3 separate regions of the Homo sapiens genome follow, and all the other regions are linked to region 2. The links are chromatin loops, found by intact Hi-C in ENCODE. Cell type or tissue: PC-9. All regions are shown on one strand.

Region 1 (8,000 bases), 610 kb after region 2:
GAGGCGGGCGGATCACAAGGTCAGGAGATTGAGACCATCCTGGCTAACACGGTGAAACCCTGTCTCTACTAAAAATACAAAAATTAGCCAGAGAGCCAGGTGTGGTGGTGGGCATCTATAGTCCCAGCTACTCAGGAGGCTGAGGCAGGAGAATGGCGTGAACCAGGGAGGCGGAGTGCAGTGAGCCGAGACCATGCCACTGCACTCCAGCCTGGGCGACAGAGCAAGACTCCATCTCAAAAAAAATAAAAAAAGAAGAAAGCACTTTACTATTTTTCTGATCTCTGGAAGGTAAATAGCTTTTAGAATATAGAAACAATGGAAGAAGTCATAATGAAAAAAGACTAATAGACTTTATAACCCCATAAAGCTGTAAATTTTATGAGTCTTAAAATTTAGCATAAACCAAATTAAAAGACAAAAAGAGAGGTGTAAAGTTTTTTGCAACAGTTAATGAATAAAAAGTTAATATTCTTAGCATATGAAGAACTCTTATAGATCAATAAGAAAAACATGAAAACAATAAATAAATAGGAAAAAGACATAAGCAGTTTTATAAAGGGAAATACAAATTTTGGTAATTTTTTATTGTTCAATTAATTAGTAATTTTAAAACTTAAAGCAAAATACTATTCACACCTATCAACAGAAAAGGGATTAAATTATAATACTCATTTTGCAACACAAACAAAAAGTAGAAAAAATCTTAAGGCTCTTCAACTATTGGGAAATGGGAAGGTACATAGCTATGTCCTTTAAGCTGTTAGGTTCTCATTAAAAATCATTCTTGGCGGCTGGGTGCGGTGGCTCACACCTGTAATCCCAGCACTTTGGGAGGCCGAGGTGGGTGGATCACCTGAGGTCAGGAATTCGAGACCAGCCTGGCCAACATGGTGAAACCCTATCTCTACTAAAAATACAAAAAATTAGCTGGGCATGGTGGCACGCGCCTGTAGTCCCAGTTACTCGGGAGGCTGAGGCAGGAGAATCGCTTGAACCAGGGAGGCAGAGGTTGCAGTGAGCCAAGATTGCGCCACTGCACTCCACCCTGGGTGACAGAGCGAGACTGTGTCTCAAAAACAAAAAAACAAAAAAAAAAAAACATCATTCTTGGCCAGGTGCAGTGGCTCAGGCCTGTAATCCTAGCACTTTGGGAAGCCAAGGCAGGAGGATAGCTTGAAGCCAGGAGTCCCAGACCACCCTAGGGGACATAGCAATACCCCTACAAAAAAATTTTTTTAACTAGCTAGGCATGATGGCACACACCTGTAGTCCTAGCTACTCAGTAGGCTGAGACAGGAGGATCACCTGAGCCTAGAAGTTGGAGGCTGCATTGAGCTATGATCGTGCCACTGCACTCCAGCCTGGGCAACAGAGTGAGATCCCGTCTCAAAAAAAAAAGTCCCTTTTATGAGAGTTTCAAATAACAGAGGAAGGAGGAATAAATTCACATTTCTGTGGCCTAATTCATGAAGTGCCTTTTCCATATAGATTTGATCTGTTTGAAATGACAAGTCTATATCAAGCTTTCTAGTCAGTGTCTGGCAAATGGAAATTTTTTCAAGAATCTTAGCTATTATTGTAATTCTTATATAGTCTTTGAAACAACTCTGTAAAGTTGCCGTTGTTTTTCCCATTTCATCAGAGTGAGCCAAAGTTCAGAAAGTTCAAGCCCAAGGACATCTACCTGAGCTGCTGTGGTGAAGCCACGCAGTCCATGTTCTTCCCAGCCACATTTTGCTGCCAAAGGCTAAATAATTCAGCAAGATTCATCACAAAATTCAACAATATGCCCCATGAAAAATCTGTCTTCGACTGTTTGGAGGGTGGGCATTTTGTCCTTTAGGACAGATATTGAAAGAGGCTTCTGGATATCACTCTGATATGAAGCGGCTATTTTAGGATTTCAGGATGATTTCTTATAAGAAAGAGCTGGTATACTAACAGTAATTAATCTTTTACTTGCCAGAGGGAAAGAAATACTTTACAATGTCTTCATTATTTTTTCCTATTTCAGAGTTTTCCAATGTCTGAAGGCAAATATGCCTATCAATTGCAAATCACAAATTCTCAACCTGGACTCTGAGGCATGGTATTGAGTAGAATGCTATAAATATGACCCAGCTGTTAACTTTGCATGTTACAAACAGAGATGTTTCATAATGGCTCATCAAGTGACTTATAAACATCAATGATGCAAGACAGAATAACTTGTTTTTTTCTACTATACCATGATGTTAAATACATCTTCTGTATTAGATTTTGTTACCTACATTCTCCCTTTGTTTATTTTTGAAAAATAAAATCCTTTTTATGGTACTCCAGACATACATTTGCATATCAGAGAGTTGGTAAAAAGAAAAAAAGAGAGAGTTATTTGGTATAAAAAGGAGTCATTAAAGACTTTAACATCAATTTGGAAAATTCAAGAATTAAGGCAGAAGACTATCATGCAAAAAGCAGTAAGTTCAAAGTAAGAGTTTAAAAAAGCAAGGGAGATTGTGGGAAATGAGCTGCCACCTTTTTTTCCCAGATTTTTATCTCATTTTAACTTTCTTTTAGGTACAATGGATGCAGACATGTCTGTAAACATTACTAATTTGAAATTACTCCTCTTGAATTTGAAGCGTATTATTTGATGGAATACTGTAAATGTGCTCACAGATGTTTCCTCACATGCTTCAAAACATAGGTGTCCCAACATGGTCAGCCAAGTGGCTTTTAAATATTGATGATGCAAGAAAAATTACCATGTTTTTATATAATTGGGCACCATTGAGGTTTTGCAAGGCTTCAGATTTTACTGGTAATAAAAGCTATAAATTGAGTCTTCCCTTACTACCAATCTCTTCATCTCAGACCTGCCCCAAAACCCTACTTGTCTGACATAATAAACAGTTGAACCCCAGCATAATTAACCAATTTTATAAGATGGTTTTATGATCAACCTAGAATATAGATGATACAAATGTCTTCCCATGTTACAGGGTGGCAAGCCGATTTTCATCAGACATTTATGAGGAGATCATTTTCTCTGACCACTTCATTCCCAAGGCCAGGGCTGATGGGAGGTAGGGTAGGTGGTGAGGGAGACAGTGAGGAAATGGAAGTTCTATCACCAAGAAAATTTCCTGGTGAGTGTGATATCAGGCAGTGAGAGAGTTTGAGAAGCAAAGAGCAGTGGTTTGCTTTTATTTTTTGGTTTTTGTTTTGTGGTGGTGGTGTGGGGTTTGTTTTTAGTGACAGGCTTTAAATCACAAAGAAACATTTCAAAAGTAAATGACATTTAACTTGAATAACTGGACAAATGATTCTTCTAACATCATCTGAAGAGAAGCTATTTACCTTCTGATGCATTGGTGAGGGGCCATATGGTGTTGTTATGCCATTTATGCATAGGAATTCCTGTTTTCATACTGAAGTATGTACACACACACATATATACAGTGTTAGTTCTACTGCTCTCTCATCAGTGGATTTCAGAGATATTTCCATTTAGTCTCATTGAAGGTCTGGTGTGGGAGGATATGAGAGAGGAAGTCACTGGGCCCATGGGAAACTGAGTTTGGGTGCAACCTCTGAAGCCAGAAGAAGGGGAAGCCACCAGTAACCTAGTTATCTCATCCAGGCAACCAGTGATGATTTACATGCACAGCTGTCCTCAGACAGCCCTGCTGCATGGCTGACAATTACAGGATGGTTGAAACCCTGCTCTCTGTGTCTAGTAAATATTATTTCTATTGTCATGTCAAAACACTAGGCCTTTTTTCAATTATTCAGCTTTTCTTTTACAATCATCGATTGTACTGTGGAAAAAACCTCAGGAGAAAACTCTATTATATACCAGCCAGAATCCTTTAACGAGTAATTTTGCACATTTACCATAAACTTAAACTTGAATCTTACACTCTTCAGTGTTTTGGGTTGCAAACAACAGTAGATTTTCTGGCTAACCTGAATTTGTTAGAAGGATATAAATAAGCTCCCAGCGTTGTTGGGAAAACTCAGCATACTTAGGCAGAAACGAAGGTAGGCAAAGCCCCGCCAACATCCTGCAGGGACCTGCTGATCCCGGGTGCTTGCTATTACGCCACTAGCCTACACCTGACATCACAAATAATATGCAAGTGGCTGAGCCTTTGAGATGCCCAGCCACGCTTTGGTCACATGACCATGCTCCAGCAGCCAGGGGTCAAAGAGTCGAAGAAAGATCGTCCCCCTTTGACTTCCATTGCGGCGAGGGACAAGCCCTGTCCCTCACCCATCTTCAGATTCTCCCCAAACAGGAAGGATACTGGGCATCCAGAAGCACAAAATGTTTAGGGCTTGGTGGTCGGTGCTTTAACTACATTTCCTCACTTAATTATGACAACAGCCGCGTCACTCCTGTCTTAAAGATGAGAAATCAAGGCTCGAAAAAGACAAGCAATTGCCCATCATGGTGAGATCTAAGATATTGAAGCCCCATTGCACACATCACAGAAATCTTACATTATGATTAATCTCACTCAAATGTTAGGTGTCTTTGAGTGTATTTCCTTAGAAAAGTTGTGATCTGAATGTGGTAACACTCTTGACCAAAACACAGGTTTCATTAAAAAACAAAACAAAACCATTTCTTCAAACACAGCCGTGTCATAATAAGAGTCTTTAAGAATAAGTTAGTGCCTGTCTATTCCATATTACAAGCTGAAAGCATAATTTCTTTAAGCTTAGCTGTCAATTTATCTGAAAATATGGAAGGAATAACATATTCTTAGTTTACAACAAGGAATTTATGGCTTAAAGATGCTTAGAGGGGACTGTTTTTTTGCTTCTGCGTAGAACCACAGCACGCTACTGACCTCCTGTGGCCATATTTCAAGGTACTGTCTTCTATTTAAAAGGAGCTTCTTCAAAGAGAACAGCAATTGCAGGAGAGGTCCCCCGGGTGTTTGATCCTGATGTGTCATCATTGAGAAACTAGTTGTTGTTCTACTCAAATGTGGAATTACTGAGCCAGTAAGTCCAACTGTGCTCTGCCCAAAAGCTACAGTCTTGTTCCTAATAATTTGCCCAAGTCTTTGCCCACAACATAACTTCTATATTTTTAAAAAATATTCACTGAGCACCTATTGGGTTTGGGGCATCTGACAAACACTTTACCTTGTCTCATTTAATCAATGCAACAACTATATTATTGCCATTTTATAGAGAAATTGAAGTTCAAGGAAGATCAGTAATTTTTCCCAAAATCAGAGGCACAAAATGGGATTTTGATCAAAGGATTCAATCCCCTTCCCCATCTTCAAGGTCTGTAATATGGTTTGGATACATGTCTCCACCCAAATCCCATGTCAAATTGTAATCCCCAGTGTTGGAAGTGGGGCCTGGTGACAGATGATTGGACAATTGGAGCGATTTCTTGTCAGTAGTTTCGCAGCATCCCCTTGGTGCTGTTCTCATGATAGTGAGTGAGTTCTCATGAGATCTGGTCATTTAAAAGTGTGCAGCACCTCCCCACTTCCTCTCTCTTGCTGCTGCTCCAGCCATGTAAGACTCCTGCTCTCCCTTTGCCTTTTACCACAATTGGAAGCTTCCTGAGGCCTCCCCAGAAGCAAAAGCCACCATGCTTTCTGCACAGCCTTGCAGAACCATGAGCCAATTAAACCTCTTTTCTTTATAAATTGCCCAGTTTCAGATAGTTCTTGATAGTAGTGCAAGCACAGACTAAAACAGTCTTCTAACATCACCCATGAAGGCTTCCGTGACTGCTTGGCACACAGAGATATCACCTCCTCAGGACTTTAGTACTTGGCTCATACTCCTTTATATTATTATTTTTATACGTGTAGTAAAAACCTTGGTCAAAGGTCAGATGGGAGGGGTGTTAGTGTGTAAATCTAGAACAAAAAATTCTCCCAGGGTCAAAATCTGCACATGTAGTTGTGAAAAATAATGATGGCTCACATTTACCAGCTGCTAGCTGTGAGCCAGAGATGTCTCGATGTGCTTAACATGTTCTAAATGACTGAGCATGTGGCTTCAAGGCTTAGCTGGTTACAGCGGTTGTCTAGGAAATGACTGAATCTTTTTTACACCAACTCTGCAATGTGGATGTTACTAATATCCCTGGTTTATAGATGAGAAGACTGAGATGTTAAATCTGTTGTTTTCAAAGGTTGAATTGTGTCTCCACAAAATTCATATGTTAAAGTTCTAACTCCCAGTACCCCAAATGCGGCCTTATTCAAAAATATGATGGTTGCAGATGTAATTAGTTAAGATGGGGTCTTATTGGAGTAGAGTGGGCCCTTAATCCAATATGACTGGTGTCCTTCAAAAAGAATGCTATGTGAAAACACAGACACACACACACAGTGATTATACCATGTAATGGCCAGACACGGTAGCTCATGCCTGTAATCCCAGCACTTTGGGAAGCCGAGCCAGGCAGATCACTTGAGGTCAGGAGTTTGAGACCAGCCCCACTAACATGGTGAAATGCTGTCTCTACTAAAAATACAAAAATTATCCGGGCATGGTGGTGGGTGCCTATAATCCCAGCTACTCGGGAGGCTGAGGCAGGAGAATCGCTTGTACCCGGGAGGCAGAAGTTGCAGTGAGCCGAGATTGCACTACTGCACTCCAGCCTGGGCGACAGAGAGAGACCCTGTCATACACACAAAAAAGACTGGAATTATGCTGCTGCAAGCCAAAGAATGCCAAAGATTGCTGGCAAACCACGAGAAGCTTGGAGTAAGGCCTGGAACAGAGTCTCCTTGGTGGCCCTCAGAAGGAATCAACCCTATTAACATCATGGTCTGACTTGCAGCCCGCAGATCTGTGAGACGACATATTTCTGCTGTTCTAAGCCACCCAACTTGTGGTGCTTTGTTACAGCAGCCCCAGGAAGGTACAGTGCTTGGCTAAGATCTCAGAGCCACCAGGTGGGGAAGCACAAAAGCAGACCCCAGCAGTATGGCATGAGAGCCAGTGCTCTTCCCTGCACTGCACAGGCTGGAGAGAAACAGGAGGAGGAAGGAGGTAAGTGATTGCAGAAATATCTCACATCCCTTGGGAGGGTGGCCAGTACCTAGAGCCAGGGGGAAGGGCTTTTATACAGAATCCCCACACTGCAGAAGCAGTCACTGTGTGTGTCCCAGTCTCCAGTTGTACTTCTTATCACCCAGGATTCCGGGTAGTCATACTGATATGATATTGAGCAACATACCATCTGCAGCAACAACAGGGGCAAGGGGAATGGGTGCCCATGCCTCCTTTGACCTTTCCATGAGCCCTGTCTTCCAGCTGTCACACACCCACAGCAATAAACAGGGTGCTCCAAAAAGGTTAGTGAGGTTTTTTAAGATTAATTGTTTTATTGGCATTTAATTGCTGTGTTAGTCTATTTGCATTGCTCGAGGAATACCTGAGGCTGTGTAATTTGCAAAGAAAAAAAGGTTTATTTGGTTCACAGTTCTGCAGGCTGTACAAGCATGGCACCAGCATCTGCTCCTGGTGAGGCCTCGGGGTGGTTCCAATCATCACAGAAGGCAAAGGGGGAGCATGCATGTCACATGGCAAGAGGGGAGCAGGAGAAACGGGGAGGAGGTGCCAGGCTGTTTTTAAACAACCAGATCTCATGTGAACTCATAGAGTGAGAACAGACTCATCACCATGAGGATGACACCAAGCCATTCATGAGGGATCCATCCCCATGATCCAAACACCTCCCACCAGGCCCCACCTCCAACATCGGGGGTCACATTTCAACATGAGAGGAAAAACATTTGGAGGAGAAAAGCAACCAAATTACATCCATTGCCATAAAATAAATTGTACATATTTACAGTGCACAATTTGATAACTTATGACATCAGCACACATCCATGAAACCATCACCACAACTAAGATATTGAATGCATCCATCATCCACAGAAGTCTCATCACACCCCTGTGTACTCTGTCCCACCTCGCCATCCTACCCTCCTCTCTGTCCACAGGCAATCTTTCACTTG
Region 2 (8,000 bases):
CTCACTGAATACATATTGAAATATTGCTGCAGTATGACCCTATGTTCACATGAATAAGACAGCTTTACAGAATTATAAAGTGACATTTCAAACCTCTGAATTTTCCCTACACTATTGATTGTTCAGTCCTATCCATGTTCCTTTCTATCTGGAATACCTGCCCTTCTCCCAGACCTGGTCCAGACCCCTCAAGGCCAAGCTGCACATTTTCTTCTGTGAAACCTTTGAACCCCATGGCAGACAGAATTAGCTGCTCCATCTACTCAGCTCCCATTATTCCCTGGATACTCTTCTCACGGACTTGAGAGACAGAAAACACATGCATGAGCTTGGAAATGGCCTGGCTTGGCTTGATTCTTGACTTGAATAACTCATTTCCTATGTGAGTTTGGATAAGTTATTTAAGTTTCAGTTCCTTCTTCTGTAAAATGATACTAACTTCTCCCAAATTTCTCCCTCCTGCATTTGTGGCATCTCCATCTTTCCAGCTGCTAAAGCCCAAATCCTTGGATGCATCATTGACTCCTCCCTTTGTTTCTCCCCCACATCCAATCCAATAGCAAATCCCAGTGGCTTCACTTTCAGAACATAACCAGAGTCTCATCACTACTTACCACCTTTACTGCTACCATTTTGATCTGAGTCATGGTCACCTTTGCCTGGCTCATTGCAGTAGTCTCATAATTGACCTCCACAATCTTTCTCTATTCCCTTCTGGTATACAGCAGCCAGACTGATCACATAAAAATATAAATTTGACCACTTTCCTGTCCAGTGGAAAACCATCTTAGAGTAAAAGCCCAAAGTTATTCCAATGACCTATAGAGCCTGGAAAGACAGGTCCCGTGTGACTTCGAACTTTAGTTCCTGCCACCCTGCTCACTCCACGTGGTCATACTGGCCTCCTTCCTGTTGCTGGAGCTGGCCAGGCAAACTCATGGCTGAGAACCTCTGCATTTGTGGTTCCCTATGTCTGGAATGATCTTCCTCAAGATAGCTACATATCTTTCTTCCGCACCTCCTTCAAGTGTTTGCTCAAATGGAACCTTCTCAATCAGACCTTCCCTGAGCATCGTATTTAAAATGGAAACCCATCTCCCAAACTCCTTATCTCTCTTCCATGCTTTATTTTGGAGGCTGTAATACTTTTTTTTTTTTATCACTGTCAAGTGGAAAATTATTTTCATTGCAATCAATGGCAGCCTCTGAGTCCACAACTAGGCAAACTCTTCCAGAAGGGATCACAGATCAAATGAAGGTGATGGAATCACATGGTTTATTAAATTGACTCAAATTCCTGCTGGAGAAGTGGGGGTGAGTTAACATGCCCCACACGGCACACAAATGGGTAAAAACCCTAACCAGGACAATGTTCAGATGTCTGTTTCTTTCTCTACCACACCAGCCTTTCCTGGCAGTCACTAGGACCAGCACTGAAGTTCTTTTTTTTTTTTTTTTGAGACGGAGTCTCACACTGTCCCCCAGGCTAGAGAGCAGTGGTGCGATCTCAGCTCACTGCAAATTCTTCCTCCCGGGTTCAAGCAATTCTCCTGCCTCAGCCTCCCAAGTAGCTGGGATTACAGGCACCCACCACCATGCCCAGCTTATTTTTGTATTTTTAGTAGAGACAGGGTTTCACCATGTTGGCCAGGCTGGTCTCGAGCTCCTGACCTCAGGTGATCTGCCCACCTCGGCCTCCCAAAGTGCTGGGATTACAGGCGTGAGCCACGGTGCCCGGCCTAGCATTGAACTTTTCAGCATGGAGTCTCAGCAGGTGGAAACGGTATGAGGCTCCAGCACATGGGCGTGGCTGGTGCTTGCCAATTAACCTGCTGAGCAGCAAGATTCTATTTGGTTTTTGGGGGCAAAGGTCACTCAAGGTCAGAATAAATTTCACAAATGAGTAGCCAAATAAAGAACTCATGAATATCGAGTGTCTCACATATATTACAGTGTTATGAATCTCAGGTATCCTGGCGCTGCCCTTCCTTCCTCTTCCTGTGTGTATACGTATGACCCACTTGATCTTTCTAACCTGTCTCTCATGCTGCTAACTGATCTTCCTATACTTAAACATGAGTTTCACTTATTTCAGTTGATTTCTTCTTTAGCAGAATTGAATATTCTCAAACAATACTACCAATGCATATTATGGCCTTCTGCCATCTCACATTTTCTACTTACTTTATTATCTACCTAACTAAAGTGCCATGAACACAAGAATTTTCATTTGTTTTCTTCACCAATGTACCTAGATGTGTACTTAAAAAATAATTATTGAAAAAAATGAAAGAAATTCTGAAAACCATGAGGCTTAAATCAAATAATATTTGAATTGTACTAGAACAGGAGAGAAAATGACTTGGAGCAGGATGAGAAGGTGAAATTGAAAGCCCATGCTATGGTCCCTGCCCTGCTGATGTCAATCTCTTCCCAGGCCCATGGGTGTGGGAGTGCTTAGATGCTCATTCTGAAATTCTGGAGATCACCCATTCTTCTGGAATTGCTCACTTTTCTTTCTATGCTCTCCAAGTAGCTGTTCTTTGGCCCACTTGACTCACAGTCAAACTAGTTTCAATCTTGTACTCCTGAAACATTTGTTTAATGAATGAATATCCTGTTACAGGTTGCCCCAGGACTTCAGAGCCCTGATGAGGACTGATACTTAAATGACATCAGATATTAACCCCAATGAGTTTGTGCTTCCTTCAATCTGCAGGGCTTCATTCAACCTGAAGTTGCCCCCTGGAGGGCCCTGAGCACATCCAGGCCTAAGCCTTCGCGTTAGTCTGCTCAGGCTGCTGTAACAAAAGATCGTAGCCTGGGTGGCTTAAACAACAGAAATCTATTTCTCACAGTTCTGGAGGCTGGGAAGTCAAAAATCAAGGTGCTGGCTAATTCGGTTCCCTGGTGAAGGCTGTCTTTCTGGCTTGCACACATTTGTCGTCTTGCAACATGGTCACATGCCTTTCTTTGGTGCACGTTCACACAGAGAGAGAGAGAAAGAGAGGGAGAGAGAGAGAGACCTCTTCCTTCCATAATAAGGTCATAAGGCCACCAGTCATACAGGATTAGGGCCCCACCCTTATGCCCTCGTTTAACCTTAACTACCTCCTAAAGACCTGTCTCCAAATATAGTCACATTGGGAGCTAGGACTTCAATATATGAATTTTGAAGGGATAAAATTCAGTCCATAGAAGACCTAATTTCTTCTTCCCGCACAATGTCACTTTCCTTTTTTAATGTTATTATTAACTTTTAAAAAATGTATACATCTCCTGTAAAATCCACATTTTAATCCTTTGTTATTCCTGGCTTGCTTCACTCATTGATTCTACCTACCCAGCCCCTTTAGACATTAAAGTTTTTATCCGATGCCCATTGATTTAACCAGGGACTATATTTTCCAAACTGAAACTCAGGACATACAACATTATCACTATGAATATGCTTATGGAAGAGTAGAACAAAAAGCCAGAAATTGGGATTGTCTTGGAATAGTATGGATATGCAGAAAATGATGATAAATAACCGAATTCTCCATATTTGTATGACAGTGATTGAGAAGAGTATTAATGTAGCTTGATGCTTGGTGCCACTCAAACCCACCAAAAGTTCTATTTGCCCATTTAGATGTTTTGATGGTGAGGAGCTTGTTGGTGTTGGGCTGTGGAAGATACAAAGGTTGAAGACAGATGCTGTTCTCCATGATAGAGCTTTGCAAGTTTTCTTTGGCCCATGATGTAAAGCAAGAAATTTTACTTTACAACCCTGCAGACTGTGATGCATTCTGATCTGTTCTATTCTATTCTATTCTTTCTACAATGGGTGTTATAGCCTACATAATTGGTTTTCAAAACATGACTCTATTGCTATGTGCATTGGAAAAAACACAGTTCTTGTGGGCTGGGTCCAATAGGTTTTGGTTTCCTTTCTGTTAAAAAATATTTTGATTAGCATGAAGGTCTTTTTGTTTGTTTATTTTTGTGTTTTAATACATGTAGGTACTAGACTAGTATCTAGAAATAATTTCATGCTCTTAGAAACGTATCTGCTGGAACTTTTCTATTCACAGATCAGAGATTTTTGGAACTGGAAGGAACTGCAGGGGTCAAGTCAGAATACATGGCTCAGGAGTCTTTATGTTGAAGCTCCAGTGTTTGGATGCAGTGATCTTAAAAACGCAATTCACAAAAATTGTTCTCTTTGTTTTTTGACTCTTCTAACAGAACTCATCTTCAATTTAGTTTGCTAATTGCCTGTGTGCCATGATCTTGTTCTCCTTTGCAGAGCTCACAGGATGGGTTTTTGTTTTGTTTTGTTTTGTTTTGTTTTTAGTTTCCTTGCTGTTTTTCCAGGTCACAGCACCGCAGTCGATTGGTGATTGTGGTTTGAGGTCACCTACAGAAGGCGGGGCGGGGAACCCAAAGATTTTATTGCACACCTCAAATTGCTCTCTGATGACACCAAGAGCGTCAAAGTCCTGAGGCCGAGTTGTCAGTGAACATTCGCCAGGAAAAGCAGGGGTGAAGCTGCTTATGGGCGAAGATGAATCCCGTGCTGCCATCTATTGGTAATGTCATGAAACAGCAATTTTTAATACCACCTGATTTTTAAAAAATTTGTTTTGGGGGGAACTATAGTTCACTGTTACCTGTTCTCCAAATTTATATTTCCCAAGAAGTCTTGATTTCAAGTGAAGGAATCTGTGGATGGGAATGACCCATCTTTAACCCTAATGAACTTTGTCTGTAAAGTGAACCAAGGGGACAGGGGAATTCCCACACCGTCTCATTACTGCCCAAGCCGACACACTTCCCTTTGAGGATGGTTTGAGGGAAGGAGGGACTGTCTGCTTGTCAGAGGGATTTCAAAGAACACACTGTTCTCATCCTTCAGATCTTGCCGATTGCTTCATGGGCTGCCCGAGATTACCATATGTTTTTTGCAAAGGGTGACTTCAAAACAAAACAGAATAGACCCTCTCTGTTTTGAAGCCTGTTGATTCTAAATGCTACACCATTGCAAATAGTTCTCTGGGTTTATTTATTAGCAAGGGAAGCCAGACATCAAGGACCAACCACTTCCATTTTAAAAAGATCCCTGTTCATTAAAAATAAAAATAAAGTAGCCTGGAGTGCAGCGGGGTGATCATGACTCATTGCAGCCTTGACTTCCTGGGTTCAAGTGATCCTCCCGCCTCAGCCTCCACTCCCGGTTAGTTTTTTGTATTTTTTGTAGAAACAAAGTCTCGCTTTTTTGCCCAGGCTGGCCTCGAACTCCTGGACTCAAGCGATCCTCCTGCCGCAGCCTCCCAAAGTGTTGGGATTACAGGCGTGAGCCACTGCACCCAGCCTACTATCTTTATCTTATAGAAAGAAAAGAAAGGAGGAAACTGAGGCTTGGAGACAATGGTTTCACCCAAATATCAGTGGTGTGGAGGCAGAAAAACCTATTGTCGACAAGAGGAGTTGATGGCAGTTTTTTGGCAAGGCCTAGTAAAAGTACCCCTGGAGACTTCACATGTTCCATTAGAAGAAATAGAGCTGTCACCCACATCAAGATTCAGAACACTGGTGATTACTAGGACCCGTTTGGGGGGAAAAGTTTGCCACTTCGGCTGAGTTGGTCCAGTATTACATGGAACATCACAGGCAATTAAAAGAGAAGAATGGAGATGTTGTTGAGCTTAAATATCCTCTGAACTGTGCGGATCCTGCCTCTGAAAGATGGTTTCACGGACACCTCTTTGGGAAAGAAGCAGAGAAATTAACTGAAAAAGGAAAACATGGTAGCTTTCTTATACGAGAGAGCCAGAGCCACCCTGGAGATTTTGTTCTCTCTGTGCGCACCAGTGATGACAAAAAAGAGAGCAATGACAGCAAGTGTAAAGTGACCCATGTCATGATTCGCTGTCAGGAACTGAAATACGACGTTGGTGGAGGAAAACGGTTTGATTCTTTGACGGATCTCGTGGAACATTACAAGAAGAATCCTATGCTGGAAACATTGGGTACAGTACTACGACTCAAGCAGCCCCTTAACATGACTCGTATAAATGCTGCTGAAATAGAAAGCAGAGTTTGAGAACTAAGCAAATTAGCTGAGACCACAGACAAAGTCCAACAAGGCTTTTGGGAAGAATTTGAGACACTACAACCACAGGAGTGCAAACTTCTCTACAGCCGAAAAGAGGGTCAAAGGCAAGAAAACAAAAACAAAAATAGATATAAAAACATCCTGCCCTTTGATCATACCAGGGTTGTCCTACACGATGATGATCCCAATGAGCCTATTTCAGATTACATCAGTGCAAACACCATCATGCCTGAATTTGAAACCAAGTGCAACAATTCAAAACCCAAAAAGAGTTGCATTGCCACACAAGGCTGCCTGCAAAACATGGTGAATGACTTTTGCTGGATGGTGTTCCAAGAAAACTCCCAAGTGATTGTCATGACAATGAAAGAAATGGAGAGAGGAAAGAGTAAATGTGTCAAATACTGGTCTGAAGAGGATGCTCTACAAGAATATGGGGTCATGTGTGTTAGGAACATCAAAGGAAGTGCTGTTCATGACTATATGCTAAGAGAACTTAAGTTTTCAAAGGTTGGACAAGCTGTACTCCAGGGGAATATGGCGAGAACGGTCTGGCAATACCACTTTCGGACCTGACCAGACCACGGAGTGCCCAGTGACCCCGGGGGCATGCTGGACTTCCTGGAGGAGGTGCACCATAAGCAGGAGAGCATCATGGATGCAGGGCTGGTCGTGGTCCACTGCAGTGCTGGAATTGGCCATACAGGGAGGTTCATTGTGATTAATAGTCTTATTGACATCATCAGAGAGAAAGGTATTAACTGCAACATTGACCTTCTCAAAACCATCCACACAGTGCAGTCTCAGAGGTCAGGGATGGCCCAGACAGAAGCACAGTACCGATTTATCTATATGGCAGTCCAGCATTATATTGAAACACTACAGCACAAGATTGAAGAAGAGCAGAAAAGCAAGAGGAAAGGGCACGAATATAAAAATATTAAGTATTCTCTAGCAGACCAGACAAGTGGAGCCCAGAGCCCCCTCCCGCCTTGCACTGCAGCGCCACCCTGTGCAGAAATGAGAGAAGACAATGCTGGAGTCTGTGAAAACGTGGACCTGATACAACAGAAAAGTTTCACATGAGAAAACCTGGAAAACTTCAGCACAGAAAGTCCACAGATGTGGACTTTCACCCTCTCCCTAGAAAGATGAAGAACAGACACAAGAAAGTTTATGTGAAGACAGAATTTGGATTTGGAAGGCTTGCATTTTTGTTGACTACATTTTGATAAGCAAAATTTGAAACCATTTAAAGACCACTGTGTTGTCTCTTTCAGTGGCTGGCTGGCAGGGTAGCTAGACCTCTCACATACCAAGAGCTTGAAAGCAGAAGTGGCCAGGCCTCCTGAAGACTTAAGTCCAGAATTGTCGCAGCATCCCTTTTACTGCCCTCTGTTGATTATGATAACGATGAGGATTTTTTCTAATCAGAAGAGAGCTGGAGTATGCCCTCTACTTACTACACAAGTTACAAGCCCGGCTCAGATTCAAGAAAAGGGTATGAAGTGGAGGTGCAGTTAATTGGGGGACCACTAGTCTAAAAAACAGTCACAACCCGTGCCATGGAAAACCAAGGATATTAGCAAAAGTAGGAGTTGCCAGTGACCTTGGGAAGCCGAAGCTGCTTACAGTAGCTGGGACAAGCTGAAAGTCAGACTGAGAAATAAAGGAGGGGACTTCAAGAAGCTTCCTGAACAATTTCTGCCAGCCCTGAGCTTATTTTTGGAACCAGCACTTGGGGAAACTGATCTTGTGAGGATGGATGTTTTTAGGAACACAGGGCTTTTGAGAGCAGCACCACCCCACTGGGGCACCCCCAGACTTGGGAAATGTGATGCTTTCTTAATGTCACTGGTTTTTTAGTCAGGCCACAGTGAGAAGGAACAGCCCTAACAGG
Region 3 (8,000 bases), 56 kb before region 2:
CCATTTTTTCAGCATCTATAAAATGAATGTATAATGTGTCTTACAGCCAGTAAGTAAAAACCACATCCCTTTATCTTTGTTCTGAGAGGGAGGTCAAATTACAGGTTCTGTGAGAAAGGAACATCTTGGTTCCTCTTCTTGCTGAGACTAAGTCTTAGATTGCTAAATCATTCCCAGAGATGCACGTTGGGGCTAACCAAAGGGTCACCCCAGAAGCTTATGTGCAAAGGCAAATGAATCCATTGTAGTTTAGTGATTTCTGAGTAGAATAGCAGTTCCTTTGCAACAGCAAAGGAAGTCATGAGAAGAAAGGGCCAAGATATACCAAAGAGGGCTGGAGAAATGGCAGGAAGCAAGAAAGACAGCAAGGGGAACATTGATGGAAGAAGAAAGGAATTTTGGTGGTGACTCAGTTCTTTCCAATCTGGGGCCCCAAGAGCATTAAGTGGTTGAGAAGCAAGGTCAGCTGCTCGGGTCCTGATCTTCCCACTCCTAATTCCCATTAGTAAGGACTTCCCTCTCACTGATTTTTCTTCCTTTAGATTTCATGTTTTCAGTGATGTAAAAAGAATAGTTGTTTTGTTTGCAATAGCCAATGAGGTGAGAGGCAAATATGGGGACAACTTTTCCTCTACCCTCTAGGTTCAGTGACTGAGGCCTGCAAATTAAACTGACAAAAGACAGATTAATAGAAGAATATTTCATATATACACAGGAGCTTTACAGAAAATAAGTGAAAAACCTAAAAAAATGGTTAGGCCTAGAGGCTTATATCCCATTTTAACAAAGGATGATAAATCCTAGAAAAATGACTAGACAAAGGAAAAGGAATTTGAGCTTCTGATGGGAAGGTAAATATTTGGGGGAAACTAACGGTAGATAAGAACAATTTTATAAGGCTTGTTATGCAGACTCGAGTTGGTACACCTCCAGTGACAAGAGTTGTCTCTCTGGTCATTAAGAGTCATTCTCCTTTTCCTGGTACAGCAGAGGAGGACACCTTTACAAATGGAAATTTCTGTTTCCTTTGCAAGGGAAAATGTATGGCCTCCTTTAAAAAAAAAAGTCTTCTTCATAAGCAAAGGCACCCTTGCTTCAATTCAAGTCTCGGTATCTTCCCTGGACTATACAGGATGACGCAGGGCACAGGGTGGACTCATGCTATGTCTTCCTAGTTTTGGGTTCTATGTGTAAAAAGGTGGTGAGAAGGATGCTAATCTAGCCAGAAAATGCAAGCCTCGCCAGCTATCTGCTTGAAATGCTCTGTTATCTGCTTGAAATGCTCTGTTATCTGCCCTAGTCCACAGAACCCTGAGATCAAACTGTGCTTGGTCTGCTAGCCCTCCTTAGCCCTAGAATTGGAATGAAGTGTTGCATCCTAAAGACAGTCTAAACACCTAAAAGAAAAAAAAAATCACAGAATCTTTTGGAATTATCAGAGGATTTAGGGAGATCTAACCTAACCACTCCTCTCTCCCTCCACAAAAGGAGACTGAGTTTCAGAGACAAGACTATCATGTAAGGTTGAGCAGATTGTCTACTGCCCAATTCTAGGGGAGATCAGTTGCACTGTTGTCATTAGAGACTTTTTTTCTCCCACTGAATGTGATAAAGTGTCTTGAGCAATGTACATATTTTCCTAGTGTGTATGAGGGCCCTGTACCGACTAGCAAGTGTTTTACTCTGAGGGGATCAGAGGGAGGTATACCGACTCATTCAAGAAATAAAAAGAACAGAAAATTTTTCATCCACTGCCATTCTTCTTAGTAGGTTAAAGTCATTCCAACTACAGCACAGTTATGGAGCATTGTTTATGTAGGTACAGTTATCACTCCTTTAGAAAAAATTTTCTAAAGGATGCACAGTCAGTAAGTGACACATCTAGAATTTGAACCCAGGTGGTCTGGCTCTGGGCTCTGGTACCTACAGTTTTAATCACCTCAATTATCCAAGACTGTACCTTCATTTTAGAACCAACATTATTAGTCTAGAGAAGTTTCTGGTGGAATAAGTTGAGGAAAATTAGACAATTAGCTATGACTTCTGCCTTACTCTACGGTATCCAGCAAAGAGAGTAAAATGAGGAGGTATCTCACAGTTGAGTCCTTTATCCCCATCCTCTTATTGTTAGCTCCAAACTTGGACTTGATTTTCATGTACTGTATCTCATAGGTGTGGCCAGAGCATCAGGGAATATAGGTGGTTTTTCCATTATATTGAGTTTGCTTATAATAATGGACATAATAATAAGTTACATTTGAATAATTGTTTACAATTTTAAAAGTACTTTCACATTTATTTCCTCATTTGAGCTTCACAACAACTTAGGTAAGGAAAATATAATTATCCTATTATTATTACTATTATTATTGTTATTATTTTGAGACAGAGTCTTGCTCTGTCACCCAGGCTGGAGTGCAATGGCACAATATCGGCTCACTGCAACCTCCACCTCCTGGGTTCAAGCAATTCTCCTGTCTCAGCCTCCCAAGTAGCTGGGACTATAGGTGCATGCCACCATGCCCAGCTAATTTTTGCACTTTTAGTAGAGGTGGGGTTTTGCCATGTAGGCCCGGCTGGTCTCGAATTCCTTACCTCAGGTGATCTGCCTGTCTTGGCCTCCCAAAGTGCTGGGATTATAGGCATGGGCCACCGTGCCCAGCCCTATCCTATTATTATTTTACAAATAGAAAACTGAAGTTTAGGGAATTTCCAAAGGGAGAGAGGTATAGATTGTTCTCAACCCAAGTGTCTTGATTCTTAATTTTATGTTCTTTATACTATATTCTGTGCGGATATCTATATAGATGTATGCATGTGTGTTCAACTATATAAATATTTTAAATCTTATTTTCATCGAAAAATATTATTTTAAAATGCACTTTGGACACAGTGTGGATTTCCATGTGAGCTTTGTCATGTTTTCTGGGGGAAAAATGGGTCCAATCTGTGGGGATTTATTGGTGACACAGCTTTGGGAAGACTTGGCCTTCTTGCTACCAGGGCTCTCTGGGAAGTGAATTTTCCCACCCTGTTTCTTTATTTTATGTGCTTATATGATCAGTTCCCAAAACTTTAAGACTCATTTATTTTCTGCCCTTGGTGGGACCTTTGTGAAATTTCCCCATTAAGGAATTTCAAGTTAGTCACTACCCTTTGCTTTGACTTTGGAGATTTCTTATACACCATCTCAGCTGCACAAAAAGAAATTCCCACAGAGGAAGCCCACGGTTGGACGGAAGACAAACACCTGCAATACCAACTCACTTGAGTGACTAAGCCCATCAAGGTGTGTTTAAGTGTAATCTTTGAACAGGAACTTGAAATTCTGTGTAGACTTCCAAATCTCTGTGCTTTTTCTGGACACCCCCTCCAATTTTCTATAGTCATTTTCCTTAAGGAGCTGGAAGACAACATTAAAAAGCATCAGTCTTATTAAGAAAAGCAAATTTTACAGCCTTCCCAGTTAGAATTGTTTGGATCATTAACCAATCTCCTTTCTCATTTCCCTCAATTATGGAATGCTCCTATCTACTTTTTGACTCATATCCATCAACACATCACTGAAAAAACACAAAAATTCCAGGAGCCATGTAATCCTCTAGTAACTTCACTTCTTCTCAAAGGCTTAATGGGATTGGGGCTCATTGATAGTCTAGTGGAAGGCATCCAAAGAAACTCCCAAAGCATTGAGGAAATGCTATGTTAGTGACTCAAAAACCATACTAGTTTAGCTTTATTCAAGTGTTTCAAGTTTGAAATGATTTATACTTGATCTACTCATCATGAAATAACATACTTCTTCTCTGACACATGATGCCTCTTTGTGATCCAAGATAAGTTACTTAAGCTCTCTCCCTCTAATTTCCTAAGTTGCAAAAGGCACAGGGCTAGGTATGAGGAACTGATTACCTGATAAGGAAAGTGACTGAGTTCTTATTTATAACATATCCTGAAGATCAAAACTACATATACATAGCATAATTAGTAATACTTCGTAGTGCTTGCCAGAACCTATAGAATGAATGGCCATGAATGAATCAATGGCCTGGGCATTATATTCAGTAGACTAGATCTCAGAAAGGAAAAAGGAGCAGCATAAAATACAGCCTTGGTCCAACATTTTGACCACAGAGCAAAGTTAAAGAGGACCAGAGGAAACATCTCCTTCAGTGGTGGAAGTAGTTTCCGCAGACAAAAGATAGCCAAAAGTATGGCATGCTGGGGACATGAGAGACATTTTAAAGGTCTCTGAGACTTGATCAATGACCACTTTCTTGGAGAGCCCCACATGGTGTAATTTATGCAAATCCTGTGAAGTGGAGTCATCTATCTGCTCAGACATGCAGAAATCTTTCAGGAGAAGGGTGAGAGATTTTTGGAAGAAAAGAAGTACAGTGGCCAGGAAAGGAATTACCTTAAGAAGGTAATATGTTGATGGGAGGAGCAGATGCCCTGGAGTAAAACTGTTTTCCAGAAGTTTCTTGTCCTAGTGTCCAACTGGATAATGATGAGCAATCCTTGAACTCCATCATGTGCCTCATGGAATAGAGTGTATTGTAAAAATGCAGCTCAGCAAACGTCTCTCTTCAAAAAGTGGCTTTAAAACCTAGGACATATTTAGCCTACTCAGGGAAAAGAAACAAAATAAAGCATTCTATAGCAGCCTTATGACCCATTGCTAAAGGAACCCAAATCCACCAGCACAAGACACAGGAGTCATTATGAGGCAAACAGCAGTTAACCTGTGAGCTCTGAAGTCCTCCAGAGGCTGTGTGTGCGCAGTTGCCATGGGCTGTGGATGACCCAGGGTGTTGTGTGCCTGTTCATTGCTCAACCTCTCATCCTACATCTCATCAGTAATGGAATAAGTAGGTGAGTGCACTCATCTAAGTTTGCCTTTTGCAAGGGTCCAATTTTGTCCTCATCTTTTAGAGTAGAAATGAGAAATATTCTCTATTCTACTGGGGATCACTGGAGCACACACACACACACAGAGCAAGTGAAGGAAGACTTCAAGTAAAGTATGTTATAGATTCATTATGTTTCCAAGAGATTTTGTGTGGAAAAGAATATTTGCTACCACTTGTACTTTGTTTAAAAGTCTAATTTAGTAATCTTATGAATTTATTTAAAAATCGTTTTAAAAACAACCTTCCTTTAAAAATTCACATACTTCTTGTCTAAATAATACATCAAAAACATAATTCCCTAAATGTGCATACATCAATTATAAATGTAAAAACATTTAAATAGAAAATTAAATCACAAATCAAGTATATCAGAGTTTCTTAGGCATTCTCTGTAGGAAGCTGATGTGTGGCCACTGAAAGATACCAGATCCTAATCCCTAGGATCTGTAAATTTTACCTAATGAGGAAAAAGGGTCTTTGCTGATGTGATTAAGGATCTGGACTTGGGGGATTACCCTGGATTATCTGAGTGGACCTTAATTCCAATTACAAGTGTCCTTATAGGAGGAGACAGAGGGAGATTAGATGGACACACAGAAGATGAGGAGGCCACGTGACCACAGGGGCAGAGTTCAGAGGGATGAGGCCACAAGTCAAGGAATGCCATTGTCACTAGAAAGGGATGAATTCTTTCCTAGAGCTTTTGGAGGCAGCACAACCTTGATTTCAGACTCTTTTCTTCTCCAGAACTATGAGAGAATAAATTTCTGTTGTCTTAAGCTACCAAGTTTGTGGTAATTGTTACAGCAGACACAGGAAACTAATAAACTCTCTAATACCTTAAGCAGCAACCAAAACAACATAAAATGTCACTATGGTTACAAAACTGTTTAAATGTCTTCACACCATTTCTGGTTTAAAAAGTGTGATGGGCCAGGCATGGTGGCTCAAGCCTGTAATCCCAGCACTTTGGGAGGCTGAGGCAGGAGGATCACTGGAGCCCAGGACTTCAAGACTAGCCTGAGCAACATAGTGAGACCCCATCTCTACAAAAAAAAATTTTTTTAAATGTGTTGGATTTGACTTTGTCTCTTAATCTTCTTCTTTAGGCTGGAGTGCAGTGGCATGATCATGGCTCAGTGCAGCCTAGACCTCCCAAGCTCAAGAGATGCTCCCACCTCAGCCTCTTGAGTAGCTAGGACCACAGACATGTGCCACCACACCTGGCTAACTTGTTATTTTTTTCTGCAGACAGGGTCTCACCATGTTTCCCAGGCTGGTCTCAAACTCCTGGGTTCAAGCAATCTACCTGCCTGGGTCTCCCAAAGTGCTGGGATTACAGGTGTGAGCCACTGTGCTTGGCCTGTTTCTTAATCATATTTTCTATTTTCCTGGGTTTTAATAAATCTCCTTCCTAAGATTTTAGTAATTGTACCATCCCATGTATAAAATACTTTCCAATCAGGACGTAAGTTTGCACATTCTGCATTTGTTGACCAGTTAACTCAGTTGGGCCCTGAGGTCTGGTTGCCCACGCTAAGGTGATGCAAACATGAGCTGCTGATCATAGGCTAAGGTCCTTCTGTAATCATCTTCTCTGGTTTTCTCATAGGATTTTTAACTGCCTTTCCTATTGACTTTATGTTTTTTCAGATTAGGTGTCTTTAAGTTGGTTTGGTCTATAACTATACCACAGTGACACATTCTGTAGCATAATTGTAGCTGCTGGGACTTCCTTATAATTTGTAGAAAAATCTAGAGGATTCAGTTTCTTGGCTGGGCAATTAGCTCTCTAATTAATTTTCTCAAAATGGCCCTGCTGGGACTGCTTTTGTAGTGGTTATTGTACAGGTCCCTTTGCGCTCAGTTCTTTCTACCTAATCATCCCGCTAGAATGTACTCACCACAATTCTGTTCTCATGTTCCTGATTACACAGATTTTTTAAATGTATGTAAGCTCTCTTCCTATAAGCCACTGAAAATGTAAGCATAGTCTATGCATGTGCCACAAGCAAGAGTGGGGGCATTGAGTCTGTTGCTTGAGGCCTTTCTTCTCACTCTGCAGCTTTAGTGTGTTGGCTCTTTGCATTTATTGCTTCATGGATTAAAAATGTTGCAGCTCCAAGCTTCATGCAGGTAGAAGGGTAGAAATGGGCAGCTGCCTGTATATCTACCCTTCAATCAGGAAGCAAATGCTTTCCCAAAATGCCCTCTCTCAACTAAGCCAACTTCCACATACCTCTCATAGGCCAAAAATACATCACGTGACCTCTTGGCTTCAAAAGAGACTGAAAAATGCTTAGAATTTCTAATCTCCACTAGAGTGGGGGAGGCAAAGGAGAAGGGCTGGGAAAGTGTGACTGGTGAGCCCAGCTCCTGGGACCTCATGACTTTTCTCTGTATGTCTGCTGTATACTTCCCTCTCTCCAGGCTTCTTTCTTCTGCGTCACAGTTATAGGACCAAAAATGTCCACCTTAGCTCTATGGAACCCCTAGTCCAGAAGCCTATTTCCCAGATGGTGATCCATGGCCTTCCTGTTTCAGATTCACCAGGGATATGAGTCGAAATACTGATTCCTGAGCTCTAAACCTGCTACACCAGACACATTTTGAAAAGCAAAGATTTTGAAGACCAAAGATCTTTCAGCTCCAATTCTGAAGATACAGTGGTGGAGCATAAAAACTCACAAGGGTCTTAGGTATGCTAAGCTTTGAGAGTTGATGAACCAGAGCCCCTGTGTCCCAATTCCAAATTCCCTGGAAAGGGCTGCTGATTGGCCTGCTTGGGTCCAGTGTGTAGAACACCCTCAGTCCATTCAACTGAGGATGTTGTTGGAAGGCGGTGGGCTCAGACCTCATGGCCATTGCCTTCTAATCAAGGATTTTTGGAGTAGGCAAATCTGCTAACTTTTCTGCTACAGTGCTTACAATTCCCAAGGCAGGTAATTTCATACTTCACAGCTGCACCCTGAGGATCCCAGCTGTCTGCCTCTCCCAGTAAGTTTCTGCTTATGCAACTCAACCATTGCCCTGATCCAGGGCCTTGCCCTCCTCTCTTCTGGTTGGGCCCAACCCAACCATCCCTGT

What was found. Peaks named below come from ENCODE experiments on the same cell type or tissue, not always from the same donor. Only the 100,000 strongest peaks of a DNase experiment are listed, where the experiment ranks them.
Region 1: a loop joins it to region 2, with 5 times the contacts of the local background. A loop is called at or near these places in 2 of 110 quality-filtered maps.
Region 3: it touches region 2 in a loop (6-fold over the local background); 17 of 110 quality-filtered maps call a loop at or near these places.

The regions. Positions count from the first base shown.
Region 1 is chr6:137,091,389-137,099,388 of GRCh38, reverse strand. No RefSeq gene overlaps it. Among named protein-coding and RNA genes, the nearest start is that of IL20RA, 50 kb to the right of the region's middle. RefSeq lists enhancers at 1,355-1,524, 2,120-2,289, 3,203-3,342, 4,750-4,999, 5,020-5,069. In PC-9, a CTCF peak has its summit at 4,842 (motif pointing left); a DNase peak (open chromatin) is centred at 4,898.
Region 2 is chr6:137,704,609-137,712,608 of GRCh38, reverse strand. It overlaps the pseudogene PTPN11P3. Among named protein-coding and RNA genes, the nearest start is that of LINC02539, 30 kb to the left of the region's middle. RefSeq lists a silencer at 4,817-4,866. In PC-9, CTCF peaks have their summits at 4,357, 4,558 (motif pointing left) and 7,099 (motif pointing left); DNase peaks (open chromatin) are centred at 2,618, 2,938 and 4,468; H3K4me3 peaks cover 416 bases; H3K27ac peaks cover 3,457 bases.
Region 3 is chr6:137,760,426-137,768,425 of GRCh38, reverse strand. No RefSeq gene overlaps it. Among named protein-coding and RNA genes, the nearest start is that of LINC02539, 25 kb to the right of the region's middle. RefSeq lists an enhancer at 242-371. In PC-9, no CTCF peak of the experiment used is centred here; DNase peaks (open chromatin) are centred at 3,225 and 3,805; H3K4me3 peaks cover 511 bases; H3K27ac peaks cover 3,176 bases.